Linked DNA regions of Homo sapiens: region 2 is linked to region 1. Evidence: chromatin loops called from intact Hi-C (ENCODE). Cell type or tissue: A673. All regions are shown on one strand. Each heading gives the region's core, and the rest is flanking DNA. Links, peaks and the distances in the headings are about the cores only.

Region 1 (11,832 bases), core at 1,254-9,253:
AAAGCAAGGAATGATACAGTCCTAAAGTATAGAGTATGGAAAACTAGGAAATAACACAGTAAAGTACTTATTGGTGGTCATAAACAGTAACTGAAATCATTGAAAAGAAAACTGAAGATTATAAATGGCCCTTGCCAATTCCCAGGAATAAATACATTCTGCTGTTGTTTACTTCCTCTACTTCATATCATCCCTCTTTACTTCCCCTTTAATTAATGTTAGAAGATTTCTGTTATTAAAAGGTAAATAAACAGTTGGTATGTGTATGATTTAGTTTCCTTTTTTAGATTGTGTTTCTTTTTTTGGAGTCTCACTCTGTCGCCCAGGCTGGAGTGTAGTGGCGCATTCTCGGCTCACTGCAGCCTCTGCCTCCCAGGCTCAAGCGATTCTCCTGTCTCAGCCTCCGAAATAGCTGGGATCACAGGCACGAGCCACCACGCCTAGCTAATTTTTTTTTTTTTTTTTGTATTTTTAATAGAGATGGGGTTTCACCATGTTGGCCAGGCTGGTCTTGAACTCCTGACCTCAGGTGATCCCACCCGCCTCGGCCTCCCAGAGTGCTGAGATTACAGATGTGAGCCACCGCGCCTGGCCTAGATTGTGTTTCTTGAATCTACATGTGTTTTCTGCATTATTTGTAAGCTGAGGTGTATCCACCTCATGACCAACATGTCGACATGTGATGATCTCTTGGTAAAATGTCTGTACTCATCTAATCTTTGGTTCTTGCAGGCGACATGGCTGTATGGAATACAGATAACAAGTTTACTCCTGGTCTGCATTCTTCAGTTTTTTAATTCCATGATTCTTGGATCACTGCTTATCAGTTTTAACCTTTCAGTATTCATTGCAAGAAAACTTCAGGTAGGACTTTTTTTTTGTCCTTTATCAAAGTAAACTTTTTTTTAATTGCGTGGTTTATTGAACCTTATTTTCACACAGCATACAAAGGGAAATTTACAACCTGATTTGCACTAAAAAGAGCACGTGGCATTGTGTGCTTTTTCTTGTGCATGTGGTAGCATTTCTGTTTCAAGCTTTCTGGGTCATCCTTTTATTTTGACAGTTATTTCTTAGAGAATTGGAACCTTACCTTCAATGTGGGGATCAGCCAAAGATGCTTGGTTGAATGCCACTGATTTAAAATTGAAGTAAAAGAGAAAAGTTATTAATTTTTATGTGTGTGAACTCAGGAGCGAGAAGAGTCTCCTGCTTGTGTTGGGAGCGTGTTCATTACAGTCCTTCACGTTGGTGGATACCCTGTTATTTGATGTAGTAATGCTACTCTTTTCCCCATCCTTCCATACCATACTAGTTATTTTTAGGTGAATTAAAATTAACTGTTTTGAGAATTTTGAGAATCCAAATAAATAACTTTAGAAATAATGGGACATTTCCTAGGGTATTGTCAAATCATGTTTGAAAACAATGACTTGCTCTTTTAGCTTTATTTATATAATTAAATTTCTTATATTTACATAAGATATGAGTCATTTGTTTTTGCTTAAAATTACAACATCCTGTTTCACATATGCTAGAAACTTCCGTGTCAAGAAGCCATTTTGTTTTCCACTTTTAGAAGAAGAAATCATTTTTCTTATTAGTCTTTTGAGTGAGAATTGTTATGGACAAAGGTTTTTAGTTGACTATCAAAAACAACAGTTCACAGTCATCCTTTTAACCTTAATTATAAATATTACTCGTATTTGAACTGTTAAGATATTATTATATTTAACAATGTATAAAATTATCAAGATTATAAGAAAACTATTATATGTCAAAAGGCACAATGTACTTCTTTTTACACCCATAAGTCTTTTATGTAATTGACTTGTAACTATGCCCGTGGTGTAGGAATTAATGGATAAAAGATGTAACAGGGCCAGGCGTGGTGGCTCACACCTGTAATCCCAGCGCTTTGGGAGGCCAAGGCTGGCAGATCACGAGGTCAGGAAATTGAGACCATGCTGGCTAACATGGTGAAACCCTGTCTCTACTAAAAATACAAAAACTTAGCCGGGTGTTGTGGCAGGCGCCTGTAGTCCCAGCTACTCGGGAGGCTGAGGCAGGAGAATGGCATGAACCCAGGAGGCGGAGCTTGCAGTGAGCGGAGATTGCTCTGCTGCCCTCCAGCCTGGGCAGCAGAGTGAGACTCCGTCTCAAAAGAAAAAGAAAAAAAGAAAAAGATGTAACAGTTTGTTCAGTCAGCGTATCCTGAGTACCTTCCAAATGGCAGACCCCAATCCTCCTGTTTCTAAGGTCTGAAAAAATAATTAGGAAAAAAAAGACTAGGACACATTTCCTCATCGTATGAAGCTCATTATTAAGTGATTCATTTACTACTAGAAAATCACAAATATTAAGACAGTGTAACCTCATGAAAATGAGTAGGTTGTATTTTCCACATATATTTTCCCTTTATGTTATATGAGCCAGTGTTTTTAAATCCTTAAGTAAGCTCATCTTCAGTGTTTATGAAGTTATATTAAAACTTAAGAATTAAAACATAACTCTTTTAATTTCTAGAAAAATCTGAAAACTGGAAGCTTCCTTAATAGGCTTGGGAAACTTTTGTTACATTTATTTATGGTTTTATGTTTGACACTTTTTCTCAACAACATAATTAAGGTAAGTTAATAAAAATGACATGTTTAATGTATTTTTAATTAACTTATGGCATTGGAGATAATTTTTGAAACTTTCTTTTTCTTTTTTAATAAACTAATTGTTTTAGAGACAGGGTCTTGCCGTTTCCTAGGCTGGCCTTGAACACCTGGTCTCAGATGGCCCTCCCACCTTAGCCTCCCAAGTTGCCGGGACTACAAGTGTGCACCACCACACCTGGCTTCTTTGAAACTTTTAATTTTAAATAAATTCTTGCTTTATAAAGTGTATTAACGTGACTCAAGAGTTACCAGTTTTACTTCAAACAGGCTCAGTTTTAACTTTGTCTTAGTAGCAAGGATTATTTTGTTGATTTTAGTCATTAATTTCTATGTACTCTTATGTCCCACCTTGAACTTACTCACCTTTTGTTATGAAACTTTTAAAAGCTTAACTTAAAAAGCATTAAACAAATAATTTCTCTAAATTTAAAATTTTTATTTTTAGTACCGTAATATACACGTAGCTTTCTGTACTGTGGTACTTAAAAAAAAAAGACATGATTTTTAATTGAGTTCAGTTAATAAGTAAAGTGGCCTTACTATCTACTTTCTGCTGGAAAGAAGAGTTGAGCTCATTTTTCCCAACATTTAACTGACTTATATGCAACAGGCCTAACAGAACAACTCATTTGGTAACGTAGGCATCCATTGGTTTTATGTCCAGTAGGTGCTTTGCTAAGATTTTTACAATGCCCCAGGGGCTCTGCTTAGTTTAACATGCTTTTTAAATGTTTTTATTGGCGTTTTAATTTTTTTTCAGGGTAGGCTTTATTAAAGGTATAATTCTTGGACCTTGATATCCCATTTGTTTTTATGCTAGAGCAAAACTACATTGGTATCTTCAGATACTTTTGCCTGTCCTAGAAGGTTGGTCTCAGGATAGGAGGCATCTGCAAAACAGGCTCCTTCTCCACAAGAGAACTGTGGTCCTTGTTCACGTCTGTTGACTATCAAAGAAAAAAAAGACTCTTCACTCAGCCAGTCACTATGTCACTATGTTCTTTTTTTTTTTTTTTTTTTTTGGACAGGGTCTCTCACCCAGACTGGAATGCACTGGTGTGGTCATGGCTCACTGCAGCCTCGATCTCCTGGATTTAGGTGATCCTCCCACCTCAGCCTCCTGAGTAGCTAGGACTATGTGTGTATACCACCACACCGGCTAATTTTTGTATTTTTTGTAGAGACAAGGTTTTGCTGTGTTGCCCAGGCTGGTCTTAAACTCCTAGGCTCAAGCAGTCCACCTGCCTTGGCCTCCCAAAGGATTGTAGGCGTGAACCACCATGCCCAGCTGTCAGTATGTTCTTAAACTCCATACAGTCAAGTACTTATCAATAATTTATTTTTAAATTTCTAAATTTTTTTTGCTTTTTTTTTTTGAGACAGGATCTCACTGTGCCACCCAGGCTGGAGTACAGTGGCACGATCTTGGCTCACGGCAGTCTTGACCTCCTGGGCTCAAGCAATCCTTCCACTTCAGCCTGAGTAGCTGGGACTACAGGTGTGTGCCACCGCCCCTGGCTAATTTTCACAATTTTTGTAGAGATGGGATCTTGTCATGTTGCCCAGGCTGGTCTCAAACACCTGGGCTCAAGGTATGCTCCCACTTCAGCCTCCCACAGTGCTAGGATTACAGACACGAGCTGCTGCACTCAGCCAAAAGCTTTTTTTGAGTTGATGAATACCCCATTTATCCTGATGGAATTATTACACACTATATGCCTGTGTCAAAATATCTCATATACTCCATAAATATATACACCTATATGCCCACAAAAATTAAAAATTAAAAAGCCTATTCAAAGCCAGGTGTGGTGGCTTATGCCTGTAATCGCAGCATTTTGGGAGGCTGAGGTGGGAGGATCGCCTGAGGCTAGGAGTTCAAAACCATCCTGGGAAATGTAGCAAAATCTAAACTCTACTAAAAAAATTTTTTTCAAAACTTGAGTGGAGCAGCCAACATTTCTGGAAGAGTGGCCAAAGATACACAGTTCTTGCATTGGCCCACTCTACACATTCAGTGACCTGTTCTTGGATTAAACCAGTAAAGAGCTGCATCCCTGGACCACCATTTTTTGACTCCCCGAAGAATAACATCTGTTGAATTGCATTTGATGTTTTGCCAGTGACCTACAACAAGAGGAAGTAGAGAAAATTTTCCTTGAAAGTCCTTGCTGTTTTTGCTTTACCCATGGGAAAAAATTATTTTGAGTCTCAGTTCTAGGACTGTTAAGATCTCTTCCGAGCAACTGTTTTGTTTTACTCTTATAAACCCGTGAGTAACATAAATATGTTGACCTCCCTGTTTGCATTTGCTGCTGGAATGCAAAAGACCAGATTTGTGGCTCATCTCTAATGAATATATTGTGTGTACTGAACTCAATTTTAGCTTCATCTTTTCTCCCTGTCTTCATTTTTCTTCTAATAAATTTTTTCACCATTTATGTTATTATATATGGATTTTTAAGCCACAAATTTAAAATAGAATTATATGAGTTAAAATTGTAATCACTAATGATGAACACTCATATTTGTCTGTCCACCCCTTCAGGGTTACAACTGTCTTGAATTGTCTTTGAGTGAATAAGTCTTGGATCAATTGTATCCACAGACCAAAAGCCCCAAAGCCAGACAGGCTTTGTGGGCGGTGTATCTATTTGAGGTTTCAGATCATCGTCTTGTCAGTTTTCTGGTCTGAAAACTTATGCACACTATGCCTCAGCCTTCTCCCTCTCCCTGAAACCAAAAAATCTCATCTTTTACCTATTTTGCATATTTAACTTATGTATAAGATGTTTTTTGAATAAAGGATTATGCTAAAAAGGGGAGTGGGGTTTGGAAGGAGTTTGGAAGTCCCTGCTTTGGAATTCCTCAGTTCTGAGAACTACTGTGAACATTTACTGATTTTGTACACCCACACGCTCCTGTGAAATTGGACACTGAATATGTAAATTCAATGGGAAGTTATCAGGAAACCGTGCCTAAAGGACTAATAGCAATTTTTGTTTTCTCTTTCCCCGATAGAAAATTCTTAACCTGAAGTCAGATGAACACATATTTAAATTTCTGAAGGCAAAATTTGGGCTTGGAGCAACAAGGTATAACTGAATTGAAAGTCTATGTTTGCTATTTTCTATTGAATCAGCAGGGACTTTAAAACTTAAGTTGTCATTGTGCCTTCAACTATTAATTGCAGACTCCCTCTGAGGAAAGATGCAATGTCATTTCTTTGTCTTATATTGAATTTAATACTTTGCTTTCCATTTGTTCCCTAGGGATTTTGATGCAAATCTCTATCTGTGTGAAGAAGCTTTTGGCCTCCTGCCTTTTAATACATTTGGAAGGCTTTCAGATACTCTGCTTTTTTATGCTTACATATTCGTTCTGTCCATCACAGTGATTGTAGCATTCGTTGTTGCCTTTCATAATCTCAGGTATGGTATATTTCAGAAATCTAATGCTCTCCTTTAATGAACTTGTTCCATGTTGCAGAAAAATTGCAAAGTTGAAAGTCAGAATATCAGACACAAGTAATAGTATTCATCTTAAAGGGGGAACATACCTCGTTTAGAGTGGACTACACTCCCAGTAGTTAGGAGACAACAGAGTAATGATCAGATTGCATGCGGTCTGGGCTTAAGTCTTGGCCTGCACACTTGGGAACAAAGTGACTCTTGAGCCAGTTACATAACCTTTTGATATGTCCATTTCCTTATCTTTAGAATGGGAAGACTAAGAGTACTTACTCTACAGGATATTTGAGAAATAAGTAAAAACAACATAAAGCACTTAAAATAGTGTCTGGTGCCTAGACTTCGGCAGGTACAAGCCATCGTGAACTGGTTTCATTATCACTGTTGACTCATAAGCCTCTGTTGTGTTTCCATTATTAGCATCCTGTGTTTTTCTCCCTTCCTCCTCTAGCTGCTTTTTTGTATTGCTCTTGAAATGTAAGAGTTAATTAATTATTGCTCATTTGTTTTCTTGCATCTTGCTTCAGGGCTCATAATGTTGGAGTGGACCATAATTATTAGTATCTACTAAAAGTTTTGAGTAATAACTGCCAATTTTAAAAAACTAAGTATATCTACCAATCTACTGAAAGAAAAAAATCAGGAGTATGAAGGCTTTTTAAAAACTTGTAAGAATATCTACCCATCAAGCTGCTGGGGGGGTTTGCATTGACTCTTCGTGTTAAACTGAAAGAAAATTAAGTGTAAGAAGTTGAAGCTGCTGTCATTTGTGAAAACTTAATGAAGCTCACGAGGAAGCCCTTTTTCTGTAGTTACCTTGCCAATTAATGTGCTGGTGAACTGTGATTCACAGCCACGAGAGAGCTGTCATTAAAATGAGTCCAGAGCAGTTGAGAGGTTTTATGATCATTAAGAATGAAACAACATTGAACCATGAAAATATTTCATTGAACATAAACTATTTTACTATCCTTGAGAAGTGTTCTTTTTCATACCTAACCCAAGATAAAATTTAGCCCTGTGAAAATAGATGGAAATTATTCTGGACAGTGTGATTTAATATCATTCCAGACATAGCAAGTGTCAACAGGACTCTGGACTGCATACAAAGCAGGAAGTTCAGTGGGCCTGCAGTATCTTCCTGAAAATGTCTGCCATGCTCTGTGTGAATCTATGAGCCATCTCTGGAGGCTGATTGGGTATATGATCATAGATAAAAGATTTTAGAGCATCTTCATCTGCCAGATAGGGATATTAGGACTTTATTAGAGGAAAAGCACTACATGAAAGTAATTAAAGAATCATAGTCCAGTCATGTCACTTAACAAGGGGGATATGTTCTGAGAAATGCATATTAGGCGATTTTATCATTGTGCGAATATCATACAGTATACTTACACAAACATAGATAGTATGGCCTACTACACACCTAGGTTATGTGGTATAACCTACTGCATCTAGGCTGCAAACCTGGACAGCAAGTTACTATGTTTAATACTGTAGGCAGTTGTAACACAATGGTAAGTATTTGTGTAACTAAATATATCTAAACATAGAATAGGTACAGTAAAAATATAAAGGCCAGGTATGGTGGGCCTGTAATCCCAGTGCTTTGGGAGGTTGAGAAGGATTGCTTAAGGCTAGGAGTTCTAGACCAGCCTGGGCAACATAGCAAGACCGCATCTCTACGGAAAAAAAAAAGAAAAAGAAAAATTAGCCAGGCACGATGGTGCAAACCTGTAGTGCTAACAAGTCGGGAGGCTAAGGCGGGAGGATCACTTGAGCCCAGGCGTTTGAGGTTTCAGTGAACTATAATTGCACCATTGCACTCTACCCTGGGTAACAGAGTGAGACCCTATCTCTATTTTTAAAAAATACTGTAATAAAAGATTAAACATTGTATACCTATATAGGGCAGTTTTCATAAATGGAGCTTGCAGGACTGGAAGTTTTTCTGTGTGAGCCTGTGAGTGAATGTGAAGGCCTAGGATGTTACCATACACTATTGTAGACTTTATAAACACTGTGCACTTAGGCTACAGTAAATCTATTTAAAAAACAAAGTGATTGTGCTATGACCTTATAATGGCTATGATGTCACTAGGCAATAGGAATTTTTCAGCTCCATTATAATCTTACGAATCCACTGTGGTATGTGCGATCTGTTGTTGGCCAAAATGTTATGTGGCACGTGACTGTCTAAATGTGAATTAACTTTTAAATAAGGGCCTTTTGTCAGTGCCAAGTATTTAAAGTATTTCTACCTTTTTAGTACTAGGAAGGATGATACTATGACTTGTTTTGTTTTGTTTTGTTTTGTTTTGTTTTGTTTTGTTTTGAAATGCATCTCGCTCTTGCCTGGGCTGGAGTGCAGTGGTGCAATCTCGGCTCACTGCAACCTCTGCCTTCCGGGTTCAGGCAATTCTCCTGCCTCAGCCTCCTAAGTAGCTGGGATTACAGGCATGCACAACCACCCCTAGCTAATTTTTGTATTTTTAGTAGAAACAGGGTTTCACCATGTTGGCCAGGCTGGTGTTGAACTCCTGACCTCAAGTGATCTGCCTGCCTCAGCCTCCCAAAATGTTGGGATGACAGGCATGAGCCACTGCACCCTGCCAGATACTATGACTTTTATGTAGACATCTGCATTAGTGTGAGGGGTACATCTGAAAGGGGCATGGTGTTCCCTGCCTCAGCCTCCCAAAGTGTTGGGATGACAGGCATGAGCCACTGCACCCTGCCAGATACTATGACTTTTATGTAGACATCTGCATTAGTGTGAGGGGTACATCTGAAAGGGGCATGGTGTTCTGTGTTCATGGAATTAATCAGAGCCTTCCAGCTTGGCTGGGCTATGGGGGAGGTACTGCAGACTTCTCTTAGGTATCTAGAGAGGATAAGAGCAGATACTCCCCTTGTCTGTTTTATTTTTATTTACTTTTCACACCTTGCCCTGTTGATGGATATTCTTATTTGGAGTATCCTTTTTGTACCAATATGGAAACCAGTGTTTGGGTTGTAATATTTACTTTTAAGTAAAGATTCCAATTGTGAATTACCAATGGTGAGAACTGCCTTAGAGTATCCTTTTAATTTTCGTATGTATTTATGGTAGGAAAAAAAGGATTTCTGGGAAATAAAAAAAGTCTCTAGTTACATAGAGAAGCATCGTATGTGCCCAGTTCTATTGGGTATGTATGAAGGGATCAGTAGACCTTCATGAAAGTTTCATCTTTAACTAGTAGCCTTTACTGTTGTTTTCTTTTCCCCTCGACAACAAATTGTGCAACATCTAAAGTCACTGATCAGTCTTAACATCACTGAAGTGGAGACAGCCAGGCAGTGTGTGCTTCCCGGTGTAATGTGATGTGGAATAGAGCCGTCCTGTTTTCTGTGGAAATATGTTTCAAGTCCCTCAGTGGATGCCTGAAACCTCGGATGGTTTCACACCCTTTCTATACTATGTTTTTTTCCTATACATATATCCCTGTGATAAAGTTTAATTTATAAATTAATCATGGTAAGAGAATAACAATAATAATAAAATACAACAATTATAGCAACATGCCAGCATCACTTCTCTTGCACTTTGGGGCCTTAGTTATGTAAGATAAGGGCTGTTTGAACACAAACAATACAGGGACATTTAAATGTATCTTACTTTATTAGTAGTTTAGTAGCTGAATGTATCTGCTTGTCTGTCTCGGGTAGGTGGGTAGACTATACAGCGTGGAAACACAGGACCAAGGGATGATGATCTGAGTCTCAGGTGGGACAGACAGGGATGGAGAGATTTCATCATGCAACACAGAATAGCATGTAATTCAAAACTATGAATGGTTTATTTCTGGAATTTTCAATTTAATATTTTCGGACAGCAGTTTCCTCAATAACAAACCACTGAAAGTGAATCCACCGATAAGAGGGGACTACTGTGCATCATAACCCCGTGAAGTGTTCTTGCCAAAAAAATGAACTTGTGTCTGATAAACCTCTAGATCTAATTACAAGTTTACAAGAAGCATGAAACGTATAACCACCACTGTGAGCCACACCTGGGAGACGGGAACAGCTTCAGGACATATGTTCTCTATTCTTCCACAAACAAATGGCCTGTTTTTTAAAAAAAGGAGATACTTTTATAGATCAAAAGATATTTAAAGATATATATTAGTGAAATGCAACATGCAGTTCTTAGATCCTGATTCAGAGAAACCTGAAAAAAGCAATTGATGCAAACAGGGAAAATAGAACATGAACTAGGTATTAGATGATGTTAAGGAATTATTGTTACTTTTATTGGGTGTAATAATTTTAATGTAGCCGTATTTGGTAAAAGTCATCTTTTGGATATCAGGAGGTATTGGTAGGTTAAAAATGTGATTTTTGAGGGGTCATAAAGGAACTGAATTCCAAGTTAATGGATGTGTGTTTTGCTTTTGCTTATTTGTAAAAATTTGAAAAATACTCATAATAACTGGTAAAACATCTTTTAAAAATCTCTTTCAATTTCAGCAATTCCAAAAAATTTGAGTTTTTTTTTTTGCATTCTCTTTTAATTTAAAGAATTGAAGCACTTTAAATTTTTACTTCAAAGCTGCTGTGAAATTTCAGTTTTTCTCATTATTAATGCATTTATATTGTTACACTTTAGCCTCATAAATTCAAAATTGATCAATGCGAATTCATTTCATCTTATGGAAATAATCAATTTCTGAATACATAAAGGCATACATTTCTTGTATCTTCTTCTTTTACAAAGATCTAACTAAAATTATGTTTCCAGCTTAAATTTTGTATGTTGCTGTTTTACTCAGTGATTCTACAAATCAACAATCCGTGGGTAAAATGGAAAAAGGCACAGTTGACCTGAAACCAGAAACTGCCTACAACTTAATACATACCATTCTGTTTGGATTCTTGGCATTGAGTACAATGAGGTATTTTTGTCTTACCTGTTTGTTTACTTTTTATTTGATCACTCTTGATGTTACTTAGCAATATAATTTGGAAAGTGACAATCATCTTCATTAATGATCATGGTTCCCATAAAATCATCCTTATATCCTATCTTCTCTCAGTATAAAATACTCAACATCAGTTTTTACAATTAATTACAAACACGCCTCTATGTTTTACTCAAAGCATAGTCTTGAAAAGGCAGTGGAGTTAAACAACGAACCCTTCGGCAAATGGCATCTGCATAGTTTTAAGTAAGATTTTGCCGTCATAGACTGTAAAGCTGCCTTTATAGGTGTCTCAGAATCCAGGTTTATATACAACTAGTACTTCTGACTTGCGCCTGTGTCTGTTCTTGCAGAATGAAGTACCTCTGGACGTCACACATGTGTGTGTTCGCATCATTCGGCCTATGTAGCCCTGAAATATGGGAGTTACTTCTGAAGTCAGTCCATCTTTATAACCCAAAGAGGGTCAGTGTCATCCCTTTTTCCATCTCCTTTTATGACTTGCAGTATTTCTTTCATACCACTTCTTTTTTTGTTTTTCAGTAGCTGTGAGATAAAATGGATACTGAAATTGAAGCTGAAAATACATAATTGATATATTAAGATTTTATAGGGAATTATTTTAAAATAATTTTATTTTAAAAAATTACTTTTTTCTCAGACTATAAGTTAGATATGTTCATTATACAGAATTTGGAAATACAAAAAAAAGCACAAAAGGGGAATTAA
Region 2 (11,832 bases), core at 2,220-10,219, 110 kb after region 1:
CACAAGGTCAGCAGTTCGAGATCGGCCTGACCAACATACTGAAACCGCCTCTCTACTAAAAACACAAAAATTAGCCAGGCGTGGGGGCAGGCGCTTGTAACCCCAGCTACTCAGGAGGCTGAGGCAGGAGAATCTCTTGAACTCGGGAGGCGGAGGTTGCAGTGGCCAAGATCACACCACTGCACTCCAGCCTGGGCGACAAAGCAAGACTCTGTCTCAAAAAACAAGAACAAAAACAAAAAAACAAACACGAGAAAACGACAACCAAAAAAACATAAAAGTAGGGTCAAAGGATAAGATGATGAAGACTCCAATTCCACAGTACTTTAAAAATTATTTGGGGTCCAGGCATGTGGCTCACGCCTGTAACCCCAGCACTTTGGGAGGCTGAGGCGGGCAGATCGCTTGAGTTTAAGAGTTTCAAGACCAGCCTGGACAACATGGTGAAACCCCATGTTGAAACCCCATGTCTACCAAAAGTACAAAAATTAGCCGGGCACGGTCTCACGAGCCTGTAATCCCAGCTACTCAGGAGGCTGAGGCAGAAGAATCACTTGAACCTGGGAGGCAGAGGTTGCAGTGAACCAAGATCGTGCCACTGCACTCCAGCCTGGGCGACCCAGCGGGACTCTGACTCAAAAAAAAAGGCGGAGGGTGGGGGATTACAGTATTTTGTTTGTTTGTGTATTTATTTTGAACTTCATTTAAGCCTAGAGAAGGCAAAAGTCACAGACGCCTCCCCGACAACCCGCCAGCTCCACAGCCGACGCATGGCTGAAGCTCTGGGCCCTCAGTCCTGGCACCAGCATGCCTCTGTCTCTCATCTTCTGCAGATACCCAGGAGAGCTTTCCTCTGTTAAAATAACAGCTGAGATTAATAGCTTTTGCAGTAATTATTGGTGACAGTAAAGGAAATGTGTGATTTGCACTTTTTTTTTTTTTTTGGAGACAGGATCTCACTGTGTCACCTAGGCAAGAGTGCAGTGACGCAACCATGGCTCACTGCAGCCTCGACCTCCCAGCGCTCAAGGGATCCTCCTGCCTCAGCCTCCCAAGTAGCTGAGATTACAGGTGTGCACCACCATGCCCAGATAATTTTTGTATTTTATTTATTTTGTAGAGACAGGGTCTTGCACTGTCACCCAGGCTGGAATGTAGTGGCGCAACCACTGCTCACTGCAGCTTTGACCTCCCCAAGCTCAAGCCATCTTCCCACCTCAGCCCCTCCGAATAGCTGGGATTGACTACAGGCATGCACCACCATGCCTGGCTAATTTTTGTATTTTTTATTTACTTAGTTTTTTCTGTAGAGACAGTGGTCCCACTATGTTGCCCAGGCTGGTCTTGAACTCCTGGGCTCAAGCGATCCTCCTACCTCATCCTCCCAAAGTGCTGGGACCACAGGCATGAGCCATCGCACCTGGCCTGAATTTGTGCTTTTAAAAGCCTCTCTAAGTATTTGGTGAATTTTCCACAGAGATGTCCTTCTGCCCTTAGCTCTTCTGTGCAGGAGGTGAACAGGAATGAGCCCATTCACTCTGGAGGCATGTCTTTGCCACTGTCTGAGAACAAAAGCCAAGTCTGAAAGTTAAAGTCACAAATATAGAGGGAAAGTCACATATCTGGACATTGTGTCTTAATGAAGATCAGCATTCAGGGAGCACTTGGAAACATTAAAACCTTTATTTTTTCATCCAGATATGTTACAATATGTTATAATATGTTACAATCACATCATTCTCTTTATATATGTACACGTCTGTATATGATATATATGTCATAATCATATTGACCTATATGATATATATCATATATACACGCTTTCATAGCAAGACAAATGCTTAAGGACAAATTGGTTTTACTTATTTTTGTGAATTAAAATCCTACCACTAGACTTGCCTTTAGCACCCTAAGCCAAGTGGCTTATCAGTTATCAGTTAACACCAGTTACCAATCAGCAGGCACTTATGGAGTAGTGACTACGTGTTTATAACGCCCGCCTTTCTGTAAAGATGGGCATTTATTGCTTTGTGTTTCTTTAATTGATGTAATTAATCCCGGCTCATTGTTTCCAACCTATTCCTCTTCTTGGCCCAGCTGAGGAAGTATTAAGTTGGTACAAAACCAATTGCAGTCTTTGTCATTACTTTTTTTTTTTTTTTTTTTTTTTTTTGAGATAGAGTCTCATTCTGTCGCCCAGGCTGGAGTGCAACAGTGCGATCTCGGCTCACTGCAACCTCTGCCTCCCAGGTTCAAGTGATTCTCCTTCCTCAGCCTCCTGAGTAGCTGGATTACAGACACCTGTCACCACCTCTAGCTAAATTTTGTATTTTTAGTACAGACAGGGTTTCGACATGTTGGCCAGGCTGGTCTTGAACTCCTGACCTCAAGTGATCCACCCGTCTCGGCCTCCCAAAGTGCTGGAATTACAGGCGTGAGCCACCGTGCCCGGCCTTTGTCATTACTTTTGATGGCAAAAACTGCAATTAATTTTGCACCAAGCGAATACATGTCTTGACATATCTTCATTACCAGTTGACCTTTGGATTTTCACTCTAAAATGATTCTATCACAAAGAAAATCTTTAAGTTTGTAATGAATAATTTAATTGAGCTGGGCATGGTGGCTCACATCTGTAATCCTAGCACTTTGGGAGGCTGAGGTGGAAGGATTGCTTGAGGCCAGGAGTTCAAGACCAGCCTGGGCAACATAGTGAGGGCTCGTCTCCACAAAAAAATTTTAAAATTAGCCAGCCATGGTGGCATGCACCTGCAGTCCCAGCTACTCGGGAGGCTGAGGTGGGAGAATCGACTGAGCCCAAGAATTCAAGGTTACAGTGAGCTATGATCGCACCACTGCCCTCCAGTCTGGGTGACAGAGTAAGACTCTGTCTCTAAAATAATAATAATAATAATAATTTAATTAATCTTATATTAATTGAGAATTTGGGTGATAGTAGTCCATTGTAGCAAATACACTATTATTTAAGGAGTAAGGGTTAACTTTCTCATGAATCAAAATAATTCAGTACAACCCCAGGAAGAAACAGATCTGTGTAAACTGCAGGGAAGACGATTGAGCCCAGGAGGGTACTTAGCTCAGTGCCATCACACAGGGGAGGTATAGACCCTCTGACACAGAGTTTTGCTGCTCTTTATTTCCAAAATCAGTCCTGGTCAAACTGCTCCATGCTCCTTGAGCCCAGAAAGTCACTTGGGCTCCCAAAGACAGCCAGGGCACTTTAGAATGCCGTAGCCCACAGGCCAGCCCATGGCTATCTGCATGCACCCAGAGAGCCCACCTAGAACCACTCAGGAAAATGAACAGTAAGGGCATGGAGACAAGGCTTAGGGTTGTCTAAGAATCAGAGTGCAGCTTTGGAATACATGGGAACTGTCTCATGGCTCTGGCGCGGTTTGCTTACTCATTCCCATGGGAGGATTCCAGATGGTTAGTGTGTGTATCCCCAGCCCACATGGCCTCCCAGGCGAGGGTCATTTGCTCACCACATATACCACTTTTGCTGTATCCATATACCATCCTATTCTACCCAGAGGATTTTTACCCTCACTGTGTGCTGGATCCAATTCCTACTGGATTGCAAGAATCAATTGTTAAAATTTCAGAAAATGTGCAAGCTGTATTTTGTTTTGTTTTGTTTTGTTTTGTTTTAATTTTTGAGACAAGGTCTCACTCTGTCACCCACACTGGAGTGCAGTGGCGCAACCTCAGCTCACTGCAACCTCCACCTTCTGGGCTCTAGTTATTCTCCTACCTCAGCCTCCTGAGTAGCTGGGACTACAGGTGCATGCCACCATGCCTAGCTAATGTTTTGTATTTTGGTAGAGATGGGGTTTTGCTATGTTGCTCAGGCTGGTCTTGAGCTCCTGAGCTCAAGCAATCCACCCGCCTCAGCCTCCCAAAGTGCTGGGATTACAGGCATGAGCCATAGCACCTGGCCCATAAGCTGGTTTTTAAACGTAGTCATTATTAAAAAAAAAAAAAAGAGAGAGCTTATAATTAAGTATTGTGTTAAAATATGAAGGTACTAAATACCTAAAGCATCATTCCTATTTTACTGTGTTCTACTCCCACATTTGCTCTGATGTTACTTACATCTGTTCTGCCCCTATGGTGGGAATACAATATAATGACGTGCTACTGTGCCCAACTCAGCTCCCTGTTCAGTGACCTCACGTCGGCAACCTGAAATTGGCCATGGTGGAAGAATTTACACCACAGAAAGCAGCAAATGTGACAAATCAGGGTTTCTTTTGTTTTGTTTTGTTTGTTCCAAGAAACTTTGTTACGCATTTCCCAACGCACTGCCAGATATTGGCATATCCCTTGTGGGATATGTGGAGTGGGATGAATAGCAGTTAGTCTGGTGAATAGCAGGAGACCTTCCCAGCAGAGTGGATGGTCTGCACAGACACTTGGAGGTAGCAAAAGGCATGAGCCAGGGCCAGCCTGAGACTGTTAAGAGGACCTGGGTACTGCCCAGGTGTCAAAGAAAATGAGGACCGAGGGCAGGCGCCATGGTCCGTACCTATAATCCCAACACTTTGGGAGGTCGAGGTGGGAGGATCGCTTGAGGCCAGGAGTTCGAGACCAGCCTGGGCAACAAAGCGAGACCCCCATCTCTACAAAAGTTAAAATAGGTCACAGTGGCTCACACCTGTAATCCCAGCACTTTAAGAGGCTGAGGTGGAAGGATCACTTGAGGCCAGAAGTTCAAGACAAGCCTGGGTAACACAGCAAGACCCCATCTCTAAAAAGTAAAAATATCTCTTGAATGAATGAGTGAGTGAGTAATGTTACTAGATGAGACCAAAGAATCGCCTTCTCAGGATGTTTTTTGTTTTTTTGTTTGTTTGTTTTGGTTTGGTTTGGTTTGGTTTTTTTGAGATGGAGTCTCGGTCTGTCACCCACGCTAGAGTGCAGTGGCACGATCTCAGCTCACTGCAACCTCTGCCTCCTGGGTTCACGCCATTCTCCTGCCTCAGCCCCCCGAGTATCTGAGACTACAGGCGCCCGCCACCATGCCCGGCTAATTTTTTGTATTTTTAGTAGAAACAGGGTTTCACCATATTAGCCAGGATGGTCTCGATCTCCTGACCTCATGATCCGCCCGCCTCAGCCTCCCAAAGTGCTGGGATTACAGGCATGAGCCACCGCGCCCGGCCAGGATGTTTTTAAGGACAGGTGAAAGTCCTCCTAATTTTATTTGAGGAGAGGAAGGTCTTCCTCATCTCCTTTGAGGTTGGTTCTCTTTGGATGAGGCAGGTGGAGGCTACGATGAAATTTCATCTTGGCCCCCAATCATACAGGACCCCTGTCGGCATCAAGTTCCCCAGAATTAAGACCCAGAACTGAGAGTTATCCCAAGGCCCATGGGGTCATAAACAGCCAGGAATGAAAAAAAATTTATTGGTGCCAAACTGTAGAGAAAAAAAATGCAAAGTCAAGATGAATACACTTGATGAAACTCAAATTGAAGCCCTTGTGTTATCATTTATTATTTATATATATGCATTATATTGGATGTGGAATGGGGTGCATTTCTGTATATTTAACGTTTTATGTAATGGGTGCTCCAAAACTAAAGGAGCCCAGGAGGCTCTTAAAATAGCCCGCTTCCTGTTAGCCAGCAAACTTTCATGTCTTTTCCTTTCTTTTCTTTTCTTTTTTTTTTTTTTCTGAGACAGGATGTCACTCTGTCTCCCAGGCTGGTGTGCAGTGGCACAATCATAGCTCACTGCAGCCTTGAACTCCTGGGCACACCACAATTCCTGGCTTATTTTTTAATTTTTTTGCAGAGACGGGGGGGGTGGGTCTCATTATGTTGCCTAGGCTGGTCTCGAACTCTTGGCTTCAAGCAATCCTGTCATTTCAGCCTCCCAAGTAGCTGGGACTACAGATGCAAGCCACTGCCCAGCTTATTTATTATTGTGACAGAGTCTCACTCTGTTGCTCAGGCTGGAGAGCAGAGGCATGATCATAGCCACTGCAGCCTCAACCTCTTGGGCTCAAGGGATCCTCCTGCCTCAGCCTCCTTGAATAGCTGGGACTACAGGCACATACCACCATGCCTAATTTTTTTTTATTTTTTTGTGCAGACAAGGGTCTCTCTATGTTGCCCAGGCTGGTCTTGAACTCTTGGCCTCAAGCAATCCTCCTGCTTCAGCCCCCTAAGTGCTGGGATTACAGGTGCGAGCCACCATGCACAGCCAGTCTGTGGCTTTCTAGCCATGACAAGGAAGTCCTGACGAGATAATATAGCCATCTCCTCACCCTCCTGTATGGCCATCTCATGGTGAAGAAAGCTGTTATCCCAGCAAGTGGCCACAAAAGCTTGGACGGAGCTCCTTCTCAAGTAAAAGACTATAACTAGTTTTCAATGAGAAGCTTTCTTTTTCTTTTTCTTTTCTTTTTTTTTTTTTTTTTTTTGAGACAGAGTCTTGCTCTGTCACCCAGGCTGGAGTGTACAGTGGCGCGCGATCTTGGCTCACTGCAACCTCCCCCCTTCCAGTTTCAAGTGATCCTCCTGCCTCAGCCTCCCGAGTAGCTGGGACTACAGGCACCCACCACCACACTCTGCTATTTTTGTATTTTTTTTAGTAGAGATGGGGTTTCACCATGTTGGCCAGGCTGGTCTCGAACTCCTGATCTCAGGTGATCCGCCCCCCTCGGCCTCCCAAAGAGCTGGGATTATAAGCATGAGCCACTGCACCCGGCCAGATTTATTTTTTAATGGACCACACTCTGCTTCTGCTCCTTGCATTTCAGTGAGTTCCACGGCACCGTTTCCATGATATCACGACTGATCCATGCAGGATCACGGCTAATAAATGGCTCTAAAACAACCTGTGAAGACATAACCATTAAGTGTGCCAGGTACCAATCTGCAATTCCACATGCTGCACATACAGCTCTGAAGCGCACGCTCCCCACAAGCCCGCCGTGGCTTTCTCAGAGGATCGGGCATATGGAACCATAATGGAGCATAAATTTACAGCAACAGAGATGGACGAGGGAGATTAAAGCTTCATCTGTAAGGACATACTGCATGGCAAAAAAAAAAAAAAGAAAAAAGAAAGAAAGAAAAAAGAAAACAACAGTTATTGTAGTTTCTGCTTTGTAGTATAATGAGAAACTCAGTCGCTTTTGATAGAGTGTGGGCTCCCTCTGCTGCTTGCAGGAGACACCAGGACTCCGGGCATTTGGGGTTCCTTGGAGATCAGCGCAGAGGAGGTGGCCTGAAGTGGGAAGAGAAAGATGGGGCTGAGCGTTGCAGACGGACCGACTGGTTCTGCAGGCTCTGACCCTGTGGGCTTCTCAGAGTAATTATGCTGCTGCTGCACCAAGAAGCAAGAAATGGAAATAACAGAAAAACGCAAAGAAACTGTAAGATGCACTGGCCAGATCACCTGTGTGCACAGAGGAATGCATCACGGAAGCAATGCAGCCTGCCCAGAGCAGCTTCTCCTTCCCTCCCTCCCTCCCTTCCTGTTTAAATTTTTGCAGAGATGGGGTCTCGTTATGTTGCCCAGGCTGGTCTGGAACTCCTGGCTTAAAGCAATCCTCCCGCCTCAGCCTCTCGAGTAGCTGGGACTACAAGTGCAAGCCACTGCTCTTCCTTCCTTCCTTCCTTCCTTCTTTCCCTTCCTCCCTTCCTTTCTTCTCCTTTCGTCCCTCCCTCCCTTCCTTCCTTTTCCCTCCATCCCTGCCTCCCTCCTTCCCTCCCTTCCTACCTACCAACCTTCCTTCCTTCCTCCTTCCTTGTTTCCTCCCTCCTTCCCTCCCTCCCTCATTCATTTCCCAGTCACAAGGTAGGACTGCACTTCCCCACCCGCTTTGATGTTAGGCATAGTCACATGATTCACTTTGGCCAACACAATATAAAGAAAAATGATGGGTATCATCTCTGGCTGGAAACTTAAAGGGACAGGTCGGGTGCGGTGGCTCATGGCTGTAATCCTAGCACTTTGGGAGGCCAAGGCGGGTGGATGACTTGAGGTCAGGAGTTCGAGACCAGCCTGGCCAACATGGTGAAACCCCATCTCTACTAAAAATACAAAAATTAGCTGGGTGCAGTGACACGTGCCTGTAATCCCAGCTACTCAGGAGGCTGAGGCAGGAGAATCGCTTGAACCCAGGAGGCAGAGGATGCAGTGAGCTGAGATTGAGAGGTGACAGCATGCTGGCAGTCCTCAGAGCCCTCGCTTGCTCTCGGAGCCTCCTCTGCCTGGGTTCCCACTTTGGCGGCACTTGAGGGGCCCTTCGGCCCGCCGCTGCACTGTGAGAGCCCCTTTCTGGGCTGGCCAAGGCCAGAGCCAGCTCCCTCAGTTTGCAGGGAGGTGTGGAGGGAGAGGCGCGAGCAGGAACCGGGGCTGCGCGCAGCGCTTGCGGGCCAGCTGGAGTTCTGGGTGGGCGTGGGCTTGGCGGGCCCCGCACTCGGAGCAGCCGGCCAGCCCTGCCGGCCCCGGGCAATGAGGGACTTAGCACCCGGGCCAGTGGCTGCGGAGGGTGTACTGGGTCCCCCAGCAGTGCCGGCCCACCGGCGCGGTGCTCGGGACCTGCAGTCTTAGCTGCCTTCCCACGGGGCAGGGCTCGGGACCTGCAGCCTGCCATGTCTGAGCCTCCCACCCCCTCCATGGGCTCCTGTGAGCCCGAGTCTCCCGGACGAGCACCACCCACTGCTCCAGGGCGCCCAGTCCCATCGACCACCCAAGGGCTGAGGAATGTGAGCGCACAGCGCAGGACTGGCAGGCAGCTCCACCTGCAGCCCCGGTGAGGGATCCACTGGGTGAAGCCAGCTGGGCTCCTGAGTCTGGTGGGGACGTGGAGAGTCTTTATATCTAGCTCAGGGATTGTAAATACACCAATCAGCACCCTGTGTTTAGCTCAAGGTTTGTGAGTGCACCAATCGACACTCTGTATCTGGCTGCTCTGGTGAGGACGTGGAGAACTTTTATGTCTAGCTCAGGGATTGTAAATACACCAATCGGCACTCTGTATCTAGCTCAAGGTTTGTAAACACACCAATCAGCACCCTGTGTTTAGCTCAAGGATTGTAAATACACCAATCGGCACTCTGTATCTAGCTCAAGGTTTGTAAACACACCAATCAGCACCCTGTGTTTAGCTCAAGGATTGTAAATACACCAATCGGCACTCTGTATCTAGCTCAAGGTTTGTAAACACACCAATCAGCACCCTGTGTTTAGCTCAAGGTTTGTGAATGCACCAATCGACACTCTGTATCTAGCTGCTCTGGTGGGGCCTTGGAGAACCTGTGTGTTGAAACTCTGTATCTAACTAATCTGATGGGGACGTGGAGAACCTTTGTATCTAGCTCAGGGATTGTAAACGCACCAATCAGCGCCCTGACAAAACAGGCCAGTCAGCTCTACCAATCAGCAGGATGTGGGTGGGGCCAGATAAGAGAATAAAAGCAGGCTGCCCGAGCCAGCATTGGCAACCCGCTGGAGTCCCCTTCCACAGTGTGGAAGCTTTGTTCTTTTGCTCTTTGCAATAAATTTTGCTACTGCTCACTCTTTGGGTTCACGCTGCTTTTATGAGCTGTAACACTCACCGCGAAGATCTGCAGCTTCACTCCTGAGCCTGGCGAGACCACGAGCCCACGGGGAGGAATGAACAACTCCAGACTCACTGCCTTAAGAGCTGTAACACATACCGCAAAGGTCTGCAGCTTCACTCCTGAGCCAGCGAGACCACAAACCCACCAGAAGGAAGAAACTCCGAACACATCTGAACATCAGAAGAGACAGACTCCAGACGCGCCACCTTAAGAGCTGTAACACTCACCGCGAGGGTCCGCGGCTTCATTCTTGAAGTCAGTGAGACCAAGAACCCACCAATTCCGGACACAAGATCACACCACTGCACTCCAGCCTGGGTGACAGACAAGATTCCGTCTCCAATTAAAAAAAAAAAAATTTAAAGGGACAGTGTGCAGTTCACTAGGTTATCTCTTCCCTGGTACTTGGTAGCATTGAGATGACAGCTGCTCTGTCAGCCTAGGTCTCAGAGTGAGAAAATGAGGTAGGAGGCAGAACAGACTCCAGAGTCGGGGCTTGGACACCAGACCAGATTGAAGACTAGCTAAAACAGGGATGTGCTGGAAGCTCCTTTCCATAAGACACGTCCACCAGTGCGTCATGTCAGTTTACCACTTCCATGGCAACACCCAAAAATTACTGCCCCTTTCCATGGCAATGACCCAACAACCTGGAAGTTACCACCCCTTTTCTAGAAATTTCTGCATAATCTGCCCCTTGATTTACATATAATTAAAAGTGAGTCTAAATGTGGCTGCAGCACTGCTTCTGAGCTGCTCCTCCAGGCACACTGCCTGTGGGGTGGTCCTGCTCCGCAAGGAACGGCCCCTCTGCTGCTGCTGCTGTGCATGAGTGCTTCAAGAGAAGTTGCTATCCGACACCACCAGCTTGTCCTGGAATTCTCTCCTGGGCAAAGCCAAGAAACCCTCCCAGGCTTAGCCCCAATTCTGGGGCCTGTCCTGCTAAGGAAGAAGGGAGGGTGAAAGAAAGAAAGAAATGTGTAATTAGTTTGTTAGGGATGCCATATAAAACTACCACAAACTGAGTGGCTTAGAACAAAAGAAAATTGCTGGCCATGCAGAAAGAAGTACTGCAGTAGCTGATGATAATAATTTTCCTTTCTGAAAATATCAGGCTGGGCATGCTGGCTTGTGCCTGTAATCCCAGCAGGGATTTGGGAGGGATTCGGGAGGCCAAAGTGGGAGGAAGGTTTGAGGCCAGGAGTTTGAGAGCAGCCTGGGCAACACGGCAAGACCCCATCTCTGCAAAATGTTTAGAGAGCTGGACATGATGGTGCGCACCTGTAGTCCCAACTCCTAGGGAGGCCAAGGCAGGAGGATCACTTGAGCCCAGGAGTTTAGAGTTCAGCCTTGGCAACAGAGTGAGACCCCATCTTTTTTAAAAAAAAAATATTGTCTCACAGTTCTGGAGGCTGGAAGTGTGGTATCAAGGTGTCAGCGGGGCCATACTCCCTCTGAAACCTGTAGGAAGAGGCTCCTTCCCCATCTCTTCCTAGCTACTTGTGGTTTGCTGGTAATCTCTGGCACTCCTTGGCTTATAGATACATCATTCCAATCATGTTCATCTTCCCCTGTGCATGTCTGTCTCTGCATCCAAATTTTCCCAATTTCCCTCCCTCCCCTCATCCCCCACCTTTCTTTCTTTTTTTTTTTTTTTTTTTTGGTCTGAGACACAGTCTCACTCTGTTGCCCAGGCTAGAGTGCAGTGGCACAATCTTGGCTCACTGCAACCTCTGCCTCCTGAGTTCAAGTGAATCTCCTGCCTCAGTCTCCCGAGTAGTTGGGATTACAGGTGTGCGCCACTATGCCTGGCTAATTTTTGTATTTTTAGTAGAAACAGGGTTTCACCATGTTGGCCAGGCTGGTCTCGAACTCCTGACCTCAGGTGATCCGCCCTCCTTGGCCTCCCAAAGTGCTGCGATTACAGGCGTGAGCAACCGTGCTTGGACCAAATATCCCCTTTATATAAGGACACCAGTCATACTGGATTAGGGCTCACCCCCAATGACCTCATTCTAACTTGATTACTTTTGTAAAGACCCTATTTCCAAGGTCACATTCTAAGATACTGGGGGTAAGGACTTCAACGTGTCTTTTTGCAGGGACATAATTCCACTTATAACAGCAGGTTCACAGAGCTCAGCCTTTCAGCTGGCTTCTTACCAGTCAATAAACCCACCCATACACTTGGAGTTCCTAATCAAATCTTTCTTGCTTTCTCCTTAAAA

The links. Hi-C counts contacts between places; a loop is a spot of excess contacts. Peaks named below come from ENCODE experiments on the same cell type or tissue, not always from the same donor. Only the 100,000 strongest peaks of a DNase experiment are listed, where the experiment ranks them.
Region 2: a loop joins it to region 1, with 3 times the contacts of the local background. A loop is called at or near these places in 24 of 110 quality-filtered maps.

What each region holds. Positions count from the first base shown.
Region 1 is chr19:32,452,413-32,464,244 of GRCh38, forward strand. DPY19L3 (dpy-19 like C-mannosyltransferase 3) reads left to right here. Exons shown (of 19, transcript NM_001172774.2): 9 at 733-864; 10 at 2,527-2,628; 11 at 5,688-5,761; 12 at 5,939-6,097; 13 at 10,954-11,076; 14 at 11,457-11,568. Among named protein-coding and RNA genes, the nearest start is that of DPY19L3, 53 kb to the left of the region's middle. RefSeq lists an enhancer at 6,610-6,659. In A673, for the core only: no CTCF peak of the experiment used is centred there; no DNase peak of the experiment used is centred there; H3K27ac peaks cover 1,455 bases.
Region 2 is chr19:32,563,220-32,575,051 of GRCh38, forward strand. No RefSeq gene overlaps it. Among named protein-coding and RNA genes, the nearest start is that of PDCD5, 12 kb to the right of the region's middle. In A673, for the core only: a CTCF peak has its summit at 7,194 (motif pointing left); a DNase peak (open chromatin) is centred at 7,202.